Regions from separate parts of the Mus musculus genome. Here region 2 is linked to region 1. A link is a loop called in an ENCODE intact Hi-C map of the cell type or tissue named here. Cell type or tissue: gastrocnemius. All regions are shown on one strand. Links, peaks and the distances in the headings refer to the core of each region. The heading gives the core; the rest is flanking DNA.

Region 1 (5,380 bases), core at 95-5,094:
GAGAGGCTGGGCATGGTAGCACACCCCTTTAATTCCAGCACTTGGAAGGCAGAGGCAGGCGGATCTCTGTGAGTTTGAGGCCAGCCTGGTCTACAAAAAAGGAGTACAGGACAGCCAGGGCTTGTTACACAGAGATACCCTGTCTCAAAAAAGAAAAAGAGAAAAAGAAGAAGAAGAAAAAGAGAAGAGAAGGGAAAAGAGAAGCATCCAGAGAGGGCTTGGATTGAGTCACTGGATAAGTACGAGGACCATAGTCTGGACCCCTGGCACCCATGTAAATCATTGCCTATGCGTGCAATCCTGGAGCAGTCTATTCGGGTTGATTAAAGGAACGGGGCAGTTCTTGGTTCAGTACAAGACCCTGTCTCAACAAATAAGGCAGAGTGATTGAAGAAGATGGAGTGTCAACCCTGGCCCCAGAGTCAACCTCTGGCCTTCAATACACATGTGTGTATATACATTTGTACATATAACACACACACACCACAGCCTTACACTAAAATAAATAATAATAATAATAATAATAATAATAATAATAAAGATCCCTGTAGCCCTTCATCTGGTTTAGGCTGACTGACTTCAGTTCAAAAGGTTACCTTTACCTTAAAACCCAATTTTCTGTTTCCTAGCATCTGTGGAAAATAACTTTGTCATTATTTTAAAAACAAATCTTTAACTTTCTGATGACTGTGAGAGAATCTTGTTCCATTTTAAGGAAACCTTACTATTTTCTTGTCATGTTTTAAACATAAGGACCTGAAAGTTTTAATTTACCTAATCACATGTCTAAAAAGAAGAAGATATAAAGGTCTCACCAGAGAATACATACACACAGATTAGATGCTAAGAAAAAACAAAGCCACTGTGGAGCCTAAACATCCCCAGTGACAAATCCTAAAAATATGCAAATAGGTAAAAGAGTCGAAAGTCTTTTCTCTGGTTTTGAGATGAGGTCTCACTAAAAGCTTTTGAAATTTGAAATAAGTTGTGTCAACCTTGCACATATCCACTTTTTCATATACCAAGGTTTTATTACTTGAATTTTCAAGATTGCTAGATACAAGGAAAGTTACCTGTTGCCAAGAAGCCAGTTTCCCTTTCTATTTTCCTAACATGGGGGGCGGGGGGGGGGGGAATCAAACCAACAACTAAATCAGCAAGTTACTCTCCTTGACTTTCTTATCTGAACAGCGTGCTGAGTGTTGGTACTCGAGGATGACTTATCTCTGTTAGATCATCTCTGATGACCTTTGAACGTGGAACAAGCGGTCCCGCAGCATGAGGGGCCTCAGATGGACTCACTGAAATTCTCTAGTTAAGGTGCCGTATGCTGGCTCCTGGTACTTGTGTCAGAAGACTAGCCAAGGTCTCTGTTTCTAGCCAGTGTTACTGAGAAAATTCAGAATGCACCATCAGCTATGAAACGAGGCGGTTTCTAAGTCATTGTTTGTTTTGTTTTGTTTTTTTCTATGAATGCAAGCTTTTTTTTTTTTTTTTTTTTTTTGGTTTTTCGAGACAGGGTTTCTCTGTTTAGCCCTGGCTGTCCTGGAACTCACTTTGTAGACCAGGCTGGTCTCGAACTCAGAAATCTGCCTGCCTCTGCTTTCCGAGTGCTGGGATTAAAAGCATGCGCCACCACGCCCGGCGCAAGCTTTATTATTAATGTACCTTCTTCCATAGACAGACACCTGCCCCAACAAAGAAGTTGAAAAGTCAGAAATCCTGTGACATGCCATCTCTGCTTTGGTAACCAGAAGAGAGCTTGAGCCTCTTTAAGGCTTCCAACGCTTCGGGGAGTCCAACGCCATTCTGAGGACACTCCTTGGAGTTCTTCTGCCTGGCAGTCCTTCTTGTTGTACAGTAGTGACAGTGCGTTATCCAACCCTTGTAGCCCATTAAAAACCATCTGTGCCTCATCTCTCTTTGATGCTGAGTGAAGAACCAGGATCTGATGACTTCTTTCCACAGTATGAGCTCCTCAGCCAAGGCCTGCAGAGTTTCCTTCTTAGGGTAATGGTCTGTCTCCAAGTGCTTTTTTAGCTTCTGCAACTGCTCAGAGGTCAACTTAAAGGTTCTTCTATCCTTTAAGTACAGATAATGAGTTGTCTTCATCTCAGTTTCTTCCATCATGACGACTGCTCACTTGAGTTCCCTCCTTCAGTTTGAGGCTCTTCTCTCTAAGTCATTGTTAAGGTACTGATTGTCCTAAGGAAGCAATCCCATCAGGATGATGCAGAACTCACTTTATAGAACCAACAAAAGGCCCTCACGTCAGTGTCCACCTCCTCTAGGGCAGCAGACATCAAGGCACTGACTGAGGACTCTGCTGACACATCTGTAACAGTTACCACCAAAAATGAGAGTGCCATTTTCCTGCCTCACCCTAACCTGAGGAGATGCTCCAAGGCCAAGGCCTAAAGGTCTGAATTTCACAAAAAGCCTCTATGTGCTCAATGCTCAGAACTGTGGCCCCATAATACAGCCCCTCCCTACGAATGGCAGAAACCTGAGGTTCAGAGAAGAAGGTAGCAGGTGATATATGAAAAATTCTTTCTTTTCCCATTGTTTATCCACAAGTTCAGAAAGAATCTGGCATAGAACATGGGCCACTCTAAAGATCTGAATAAACCCTCCAAAGTTGTGCAGTCACCCAATTACAACAACAGCCAAACCATAAAGTTCTGACTAGTGGAAATGTCCTACTATTAAAATGAACATTCATCATGACATGAAGAATTTTAATTTCAAAAGTCCTGTTTTCTGGGCTGGTGAAATGGCTCTGTGAGTAAAGGCTTAACGTGTAAGCTTGGCCACCTAAGTTTGATCCCTCAACTGCATAGAAAATGTAGAAGGAGAGAACCAACTCCATGAAGCTGTCCTTTGACCTCCCCAGGAGTACCATGGTATGTGTGCCCCAGCCCACCCCACACATCTCTCACCCCACTCACCCCCTCCCTGCAACGAGTAAACAAACAATGGTTTCCACTGCTTCCAGAGGGTGAGCACTCCTGAGGTGAGCACTCTGGGGGTGAGCACTCTGGGGGTGAGCACTCCCAAGAGTGAGCACTCCCAAGAGTGAGCACTCCCAAGAGTGAGCACTCCCAAGGGTGAGCACTCCCAAGAGTGAGCACTCCCAAGAGTGAGCACTCTGGGGGGTGAGCACTCCCAAGGGTGAGCCCTCCCAAGAGTGAGCACTCCTGGAGCTGTGTGGTTTTGCATACCTTGTTAGTTTGCCTGAGTTTACTCAGCTCCACTTTATACTTTTCTGCTTCTTCAAGAGCTCGATTCAGACGGACCTCTGTGGCACTCTGACTTGAGGCAGCCTGTTTTTGTAATCTTCTTTTACTTTCTAATTCCTGTGCAGTTAAAAAATAGGGAGTATTGAAATATCGTCAGTTCCCTTTTATGTCTGACATTATTTCATTTCTGTGTTTCTTGCTTTCATTCACACAGGGCTGCAGGCTAAGCATCAAGAGACACAGTTCTCAGGGGTTTCTCACCCAAAATGGGTATTCGAAAAAGACACCTAAAAATGTACTTGTGACTGCCTTTATAATTTTTAAAATTTCTACCCTTTTGTTTTTGTGGGGGGTGGGTGCTTTATCTGCGTGCATGGCTGTCTCTGCACCTCTTGTATGACTGGTGCCTGCAGAGCCCAGAAGAAGGCATCGGATCTCCTGGAGCTGGAGTTACAGACGGTTGTGAGCCGCTATGTGAGTGCTGGGAATTGAACCTGGGTCCTCTGGAACAGCAGCTGGTGTTCTTAGCCACTGAGCAATCTCTCTAGCTCCAGTGAATATTGCTCTTTTTGTTTAGTATTTTCTGCCTCCTTCTACTGATTCAAAACACTATATAATTATCCTCCATATCTATTTTAGGAGCACAACTTTTAAAACTTAATTTTTCTGGAGTCAGGATCTTGCAGTGTAGCCCAGGAGGGGCTAAAACTCTCAAGCCTTTTGTGTCTGCCTCCTGAGCGCTGAGATTCTAGGCATGCGCCTCCACATCTAGCTCACTCAAGGCCTTCTGCAAACCCTCCAAAAGACCAATGTAAGAGATCATTTGCCCATAGACAGTGCTCTTGGAGAACTGACCAAGTCTACTGCCTGAAGAAACAATAGATAAAGGGAGGACTGTACATTAGCCCCACTGGGATTCTCCAACCTGAGCAGAAACAGCATTACCTTGTAAAGTATGGGGTATTTGTGCAATTATTCTAAGCTATTGAGCTGCTGCAAGTGGACGGTTAATGTTTGAAGAAAATACCTCACCTCATAAACTCGGTGTTAACAACTCCCTCCCCCACCACGCATGTTCCATTAGGGGCTTCCACGGCACTGTTTGCATCTCTCCCTGTGGACATGGACTTTTCTCCTCCCGTACATCCCCTGTTACCTAATGTGATTTGATACCTTTTCTTGAGGGCTTCTAGACCATCCTGATAATGGTTTAGCACAGCATCTGCTGCAGGCGCTAAAACCATTTCCTTGCTTGCTTCTCCCTCTGCAGTGCAAACTTTTAAAGCTATCAACGGTTTTCATTTCTGTAGTCCCAGCATCATAGTTGCATGTAAAAGGCACTACCAGTATCTTCATAAAGGCTTTAAAGATTGCTCGGTGATTAAGAACATTTGCTGCCAACACTCATATTAGGCAACTTGCAACAGCCTGTAACTCTAGTTCCAGGAATCCGATTCCCTATTCTGGCCATAGACAACCATATGCCCTTGGTGGACAGGCATGCAGGCATACACATGCATATAAATAATTAAATATTAAAAATGACTCAGGTGGGCTGGTGAGATGGCTCAGTGGGTAAGAGCACCCGACTGCTCTTCCGAAGGTCAGGAGTTCAAATCCCAGCAACCACATGGTGGCTCACAACCATCTCGTAACGAGATCTGACTCCCTCTTCTGGAGTGTCTGAGGACAGCTACAATGTACTTACATATAATAGATAAATAAATCTAAAAAAAAAAAAAAAAAAAAGACTCAGGCTTGTCTTGTAATATTGACACCTCTATCGCATCCCACACAATACATGGCCGGGCTGGCCCAGAGCCTCCAAGAGCACTCAGTACACCCAGGAATCACTGTAGAGACAGAGCTCACTTTAGACACTTGTCTTTTTAAACATTTCTTCCTTGGCTATATCACATCATCTTTGAAACTCATCTCTGTGGCTTTGAGTAATTAAAGGGAAAAACAAAACAAAACACATGCTGCTCCTTATGTAGGTCTCTAAACAAACCAAGCTGCGCCTGGCTGCCATCTGCTGCGCAGCCCTTCCGCACAGCTTTGTGGGAGGCAGCTATGCTGGGAACCATCGCTCTCTCCCGGCTCCTGCTGCAGAGCTGCCCCCCAGCAGTCTCACCGAGAAC
Region 2 (5,380 bases), core at 149-5,148, 47 kb after region 1:
ACATACCTATATCTGAGCACTCAGGAAGATGAAAGAAGAGGATTATGAGCTCAAAGCAAACTTGGCTACACAGGAGACTGTCTCAAAGGATGAGAAGGGTAAAAGTAAAAGAAAGTCAGTTTGCTTCCCAAATAACACATCCAATACAAATAGTTACTTTCTGTAACTAAAGAGACATACCTTTTGTCCCAGCACTCAGAATATAAACATATAACTTACATACTTACGCTTTTCTTAAAATTATAAATTTATAAAATAATCTCACCCTTTCTCTCATTTATCAACTCTATGTGCTGCATCTTCTATTTGTTGAGTTTGGAGTTTCCATAAACATGTACGGTTCTTTTATTCTACTCTTTAGCTCTCTGCTTGGCTTGAAACAGGTGGGCTGGTGATTTTGGGCAATGTGACAGGCATGCTGGGAGATGTGATCTTTGTTTGTAGAGGGGCCTTCTCTCCTGGAGTCCCTTGTGACTGCTCTGTTCCTTGCCTTGCAGGATCTGTGAATGCACTTTAACTATAGGCATTACAAGCAGATGAAGGGAAAGAAGCTGGCAGTATCTTCGTCAGTCCCTCTGCTCATTACTGTAGGATCTGCTGTTCACTAAGTCCCATATTTCTTCTACCTTCTCAGTAGCCTGGAGCCTGTATTTGTGGTACAAATGTTCTAGTTTGTTTTCCTAAGGTTTGATACCATCTCCTAAAAGCATCTGCATCGGGCTGGAGAGATGGCTCAGTGGTTAAGAGCACTGACTGCTCTTCCAGAGGTCCCGAGTTCAATTCTCAGCAACCACATGGTGGCTCACAACCATCTGTAACGAGATCTGACACTCTCTTCTGGAGTGTCTGAAGACAGCTACAGTGTACTTACATATAATAAAATAAATAAATTTTTTAAAGCATCTGCATCTTTGCTGGCACCTTTTGATCACTTACCTATTAGTTACTCCACACTCCCATCTCTGTCTTTTCTGTGATTCCCTAAGTGTGTGAGGAGGGAAATGTAGTCCAGTCTTAAATCCTAATTTAACTTTTCCTACCCAGGATCTTCAGTTAAACTCTTTCAGGACATCATGAAACATCATTTATGAGTGACAACTTATGATCTTGCCATTTTTATTTCCAAATATTTTAAAAGAAACTGTATATCTCTAACATAGAAAGAAAATTTAAGCCCACCTCCTGTGATATTTCTGACAAGACTGAAAACAACAAGATAACTTTCATCAGTAGAGAGGGTTTTTAGTCTTGAGTCATCTGCCTTTCAAAAAAAATTGGGTAGTCTCTTCAGTTGTCCTTTAAAAAACTTTCTCTCTCTCTCTCTCTCTCTCCCTCCCTCTTTCTTGTATAAGTGTTTTGCTGCTTGTACACCCACGTGCCAGAAGAGGGTATCAGATGCCCTTATAGATAGTTGTGAACCACCATGTGCTTGATGGAATTTCACTCCATGTTCTTAACCACTGAGCCATCTCTCTAGCCCCCTCAGCTGTCCTTTTTAAAAGTATCCTTTCACAGGAGCAAGAGACACTGGCTACAGAACTGTGCTTTCTAGCCACTTTCTCCATCTCTAACACTAACTAGCAATCACTGACAAAGTTAACATTTTTAGAGAGAAAAATTGAGCTAACAAGTTATCCCGTTTTAGAATTCTACTGCCACCCCTGCCACATCAACACCTACCTACTGATAAGCCTGTTTAGAGTCCATTGGGAGCTCTTTAACGGTTTTTAACACTAATTAGCCAAAACCTTCTTAAAACAGGTAGAAAGAACAGGCCCTTATCGCCTACATTTTGGGAGTTTTTCAAGACCTTAATATGAATGGTTGATTTCCTTCTTCTTTAGGAACCTCAGGAGAAACACTGCCTTGGAGTTCCTTGAAGTAGTCCTTGACGTTTACCAACTGGTTATAAATGTCTTCTCTTCTGCTCTCCTTGGTATTTGTTATTTGGAGGAATTGCTGCTGTACACCTCTACACACTCTTATAATTTTCTGAGATGGGGTATTAGTCACATCTGCGTTTCTGTGACTTAAATACCATAGAAATGACTTAAGAACTTCAGAGGAATGTAGTTCAATGGTAGAGCATTTGACCAGCATGCATAATGTCCAAAATTCAATCCTTGGTTGCTAAAAAAAAAAAAAAAAAAAAAAAAAGGCATGGGTGTTGGAAGTGAAACACATATGGGAAGAAAATACTATCCTGGCTTACAGATTCATCAGGGGAGCTGCAGCAGAATGGCTTAGTCCATGGAGCATGTGGTAACTTATCACATGGCAGGGGACCAGGAGGCAGTCTGAAGCCAGAAGCAGAGCTCTATTCATGACCTACTCCAAGTAACCTAATTCTACCAGGGAAGCCCATCTCCTAAATGGTGCCAGCAGCTGAGAAACAAGCATTCAAACAAAACCTTGGGGCTGGCAAATGCTTTAGTAAGTAAAATACTGGCCACACAAGCCTGTTTAATCCCCAGCAGCCATGTATAGGTAGAAGAGAATGTACTCCACAGAGTTGCCCCCTGACCTCTGCACAGGTTGTGTGGCACACACAATCCCCTTTTTAATAGTAAATAAATAAACAATAAAACCTGAGCTATAGGGGATATGTTAGAGTCAACCAATAACAGATGGTAACTCTGAGTCTCTATGTTTTCTCCTTGGGGTACACAAGGCTACTGCTTGCCATCTAGTGCTGGGCTGTCTTGATATCTGTTGGCAGTGTTTGAATGTCCTTCCATGCTGATCAGGACTCTGGAGTCAGCTACTCAGGAGCAGTGTGGTAAGGATCTGTACTTCATCAGATTTTAAGCAGTTACACAGTAACCAGGCTGTTGTCATTTTTGTTTCCTGGCTAGTTTTTTTTTTTTTTTTTTTTTTTTGCTTCTCGGTTTCTTTGTATAAGCTCTTGTTCTATACATCAGGCTAGACTCGACCTTACTATGTAGCCCAGGTTGGCCACAAACTCATCATCCTGCCTTAACTTCTCCTGAGATCTGGGATAAAAGTATATACTATCATGTCTGAGTCCACTTTGCTTTTCACAACTCCTGTCTTTGTCTGGTCTTCTACCATTACCCTACTCTTCACCTCTCTTCTCTCCCTGCCAGAAGTAGAAAAGAAGGAAAAAAATCACAAGTATTTAGCACATACTCCCATAAAGTATTGCAATGTTACTTTCATGAATGGTTTTCATTGAATCCATAGTGTAGTTGTGCAAGGGAGTTTTTATAATTGCCACTTCTACCAACTGGGAAAGAAAGTCAAAGAGCTAAAGAACTCCTAAAGCATAGGGCTGAAGTCAGGCAGAATGTTAGCCTCTGACACCCACACAGCCCCTTTGAGCGTAGCTTCAATCCTGGCCTGTCTAGAGTGTGGATCTGTATCCACATGAGAAACTGGACATAACTGATTGTTTTCTTTGAGAACAATGAACTGGCCTGAATTACTTTAGCATAAAGGCTAAAGAGTCTCAGGACCAGATGTCAGCCTGAACAGATAAAAATCAGCTGCTGAGAAGAGCTGTACAGTCTCACAGAGAGATGAATTGTAAGTGCAAATTAACTAAATCCTCAACTCCCCGCTATTATTCAGCTATGTTATCAAGCTTTCTTCCTAGCCCATACCCTTTTCTTTATTCAATCTTTTGTTTCTTAAAATGTTTAAAATTCAGTCACTCAATTCAACAACATGGACTGTTTGGCTACTCTAGCAGTGACTACCTTTTATATTGCAGATACAGAGAATAAAAACACACTTTAAGACCATATATGATTCACAGCATTCAAAACCACAATACAGGAAGGCTAGAAACAGGAATCAAGAAATACTCCTATTCTGAGAAAGTGTCTGACATAAGGCAGTGCAAGGTATTATAGAAGACCCAGAAAAGAGATGGAAGTGTGGGTGGAGTGGGGAGTGGATGAGGAAACTGCTGAGGTACACTGTGTGATGATGTGTCTCTGTATATTCAATTGCTAATTCTGTACTGGCAGAAAGCTAAATGCTGGCAGGTTCTGGTTTTGCCATTTCTGTGGCCCATAACTAGGCTTTCTATTTTGTAAATATTTGTTATTCCTCACCTGCCTAAGGTAATCAAGAATGTATCAACAGAGAAACCCTGTCTCGAAGAAAAAAAAATGTATCAGAGATTGCCTCACTACTGGTTGGCTGTAATAAAAATCTGCAGGCCAATAACAGGACAGGAAGTTAAGGATAGAACTTCGGAGAGCAAAATTGAGACAGAGACACAGACACACACATGCTTAGAGAAGAAATGAGATGTGGGAGATTCACCCAGCTGACATGGAGGTAAACAGATGGACCAGAACTGAACAGAGAGGTAGAACTAGCCACACAGCCAGATGTAGGCTAGTTAGTCAGGTTACATTTAGAGTAGCTAAACTACCCTAGCTAAAAGGCCTAAGCTATCAAATATTAAAAAGCCTTTGTGTATTATTTATATTGTTGGCAGGTCCAAGAAAGTCCCACTATAGGAAAAACTTCAGAGAGGATGCCATTCTGAACCAATGAGAACCCTCATATGATCAAGAACGTCTTTGTATGTAGAAGACTTTATTGGAAGAAGACAAGAGTCACATCAAACCTGCTCCCGGGGACTGAGAAGGCAAACTTGTTGCTAGAGCAGCACCTGAAACTGTCTATGACCAAATACTTGACAAGAAGCAACTTACAGAAGAAAATACTGGGGCTGGAGATTAGCTTAGTCAGTAGAATGCTTTCCCAGCATGCATGAAGCCCTGGGTCCAATCCCCAGCCCCACACAAAAGCAGAAGGATCAGAAGTGCATTGCTCTGGTAGCCAGCTTAGAACAGGCGAGACCCTTTATAGGGTGGAGAGATCTATTTTGGCACATGGAGTAGCCCATCCATCTCTGTTGGGAAAATATTTTCCAACTGGCAAAAGATGTGGTACAGGCATAGTGGCAGAAACTGCTTGAGGCTGAAGCAGTAGGAGTGTGAAACTGCTTGGTCACATCTAGATGGATGAACAAATGGAGCAAAACAGATGCTGGTAACTCACCTGGCTTTCTCCTTTTCCCTGCTTTGTTCAGTCTTGGAACCCAGCCAATAGAATGGTGCCACTCACATTCTGAGTGGGTCTTCCCTGCATCACAGATATGCCTAAGAAAAATGTACCTTATTAATGATCAGGTGTTTCTTCAGTATCAGCAAAACAGCCTCTCACAGTTGCTAGTCACAACTTTTCCTTCCTGAATATAAACTGTATATGACCAAACCTGATTTTTCACTTAATTAGACACAAGCATGACATTGCCTAGTAATCCCAATGTGTGTCACTAAATAGTTCACATATATGTTAGCTCCCTTAATTCTCTCATGCCTATGAAAAAGGTGATGTT

What was found. Hi-C counts contacts between places; a loop is a spot of excess contacts. Peaks named below come from ENCODE experiments on the same cell type or tissue, not always from the same donor. Only the 100,000 strongest peaks of a DNase experiment are listed, where the experiment ranks them.
Region 2: a loop joins it to region 1, with 2.6 times the contacts of the local background. A loop is called at or near these places in 4 of 42 quality-filtered maps.

The regions. Positions count from the first base shown.
Region 1 is chr9:72,470,437-72,475,816 of GRCm38, forward strand. It overlaps Tex9 (testis expressed gene 9), which reads right to left. Exons shown (of 12, transcript NM_009359.4): 10 at 3,222-3,356. Among named protein-coding and RNA genes, the nearest start is that of Gm33004, 16 kb to the right of the region's middle. In gastrocnemius, for the core only: no CTCF peak of the experiment used is centred there; no DNase peak of the experiment used is centred there; H3K27ac peaks cover 335 bases.
Region 2 is chr9:72,517,161-72,522,540 of GRCm38, forward strand. It overlaps Gm33004 (a long non-coding RNA gene), which reads left to right. Exons shown (of 3, transcript XR_379620.4): 2 at 2,672-2,779; 3 at 4,472-5,046. 4930509E16Rik (RIKEN cDNA 4930509E16 gene) reads right to left here. Exons shown (of 3, transcript NR_045735.1): 2 at 5,041-5,141; 3 at 1,090-2,130. Among named protein-coding and RNA genes, the nearest start is that of 4930509E16Rik, 12 kb to the right of the region's middle. In gastrocnemius, for the core only: no CTCF peak of the experiment used is centred there; a DNase peak (open chromatin) is centred at 2,289.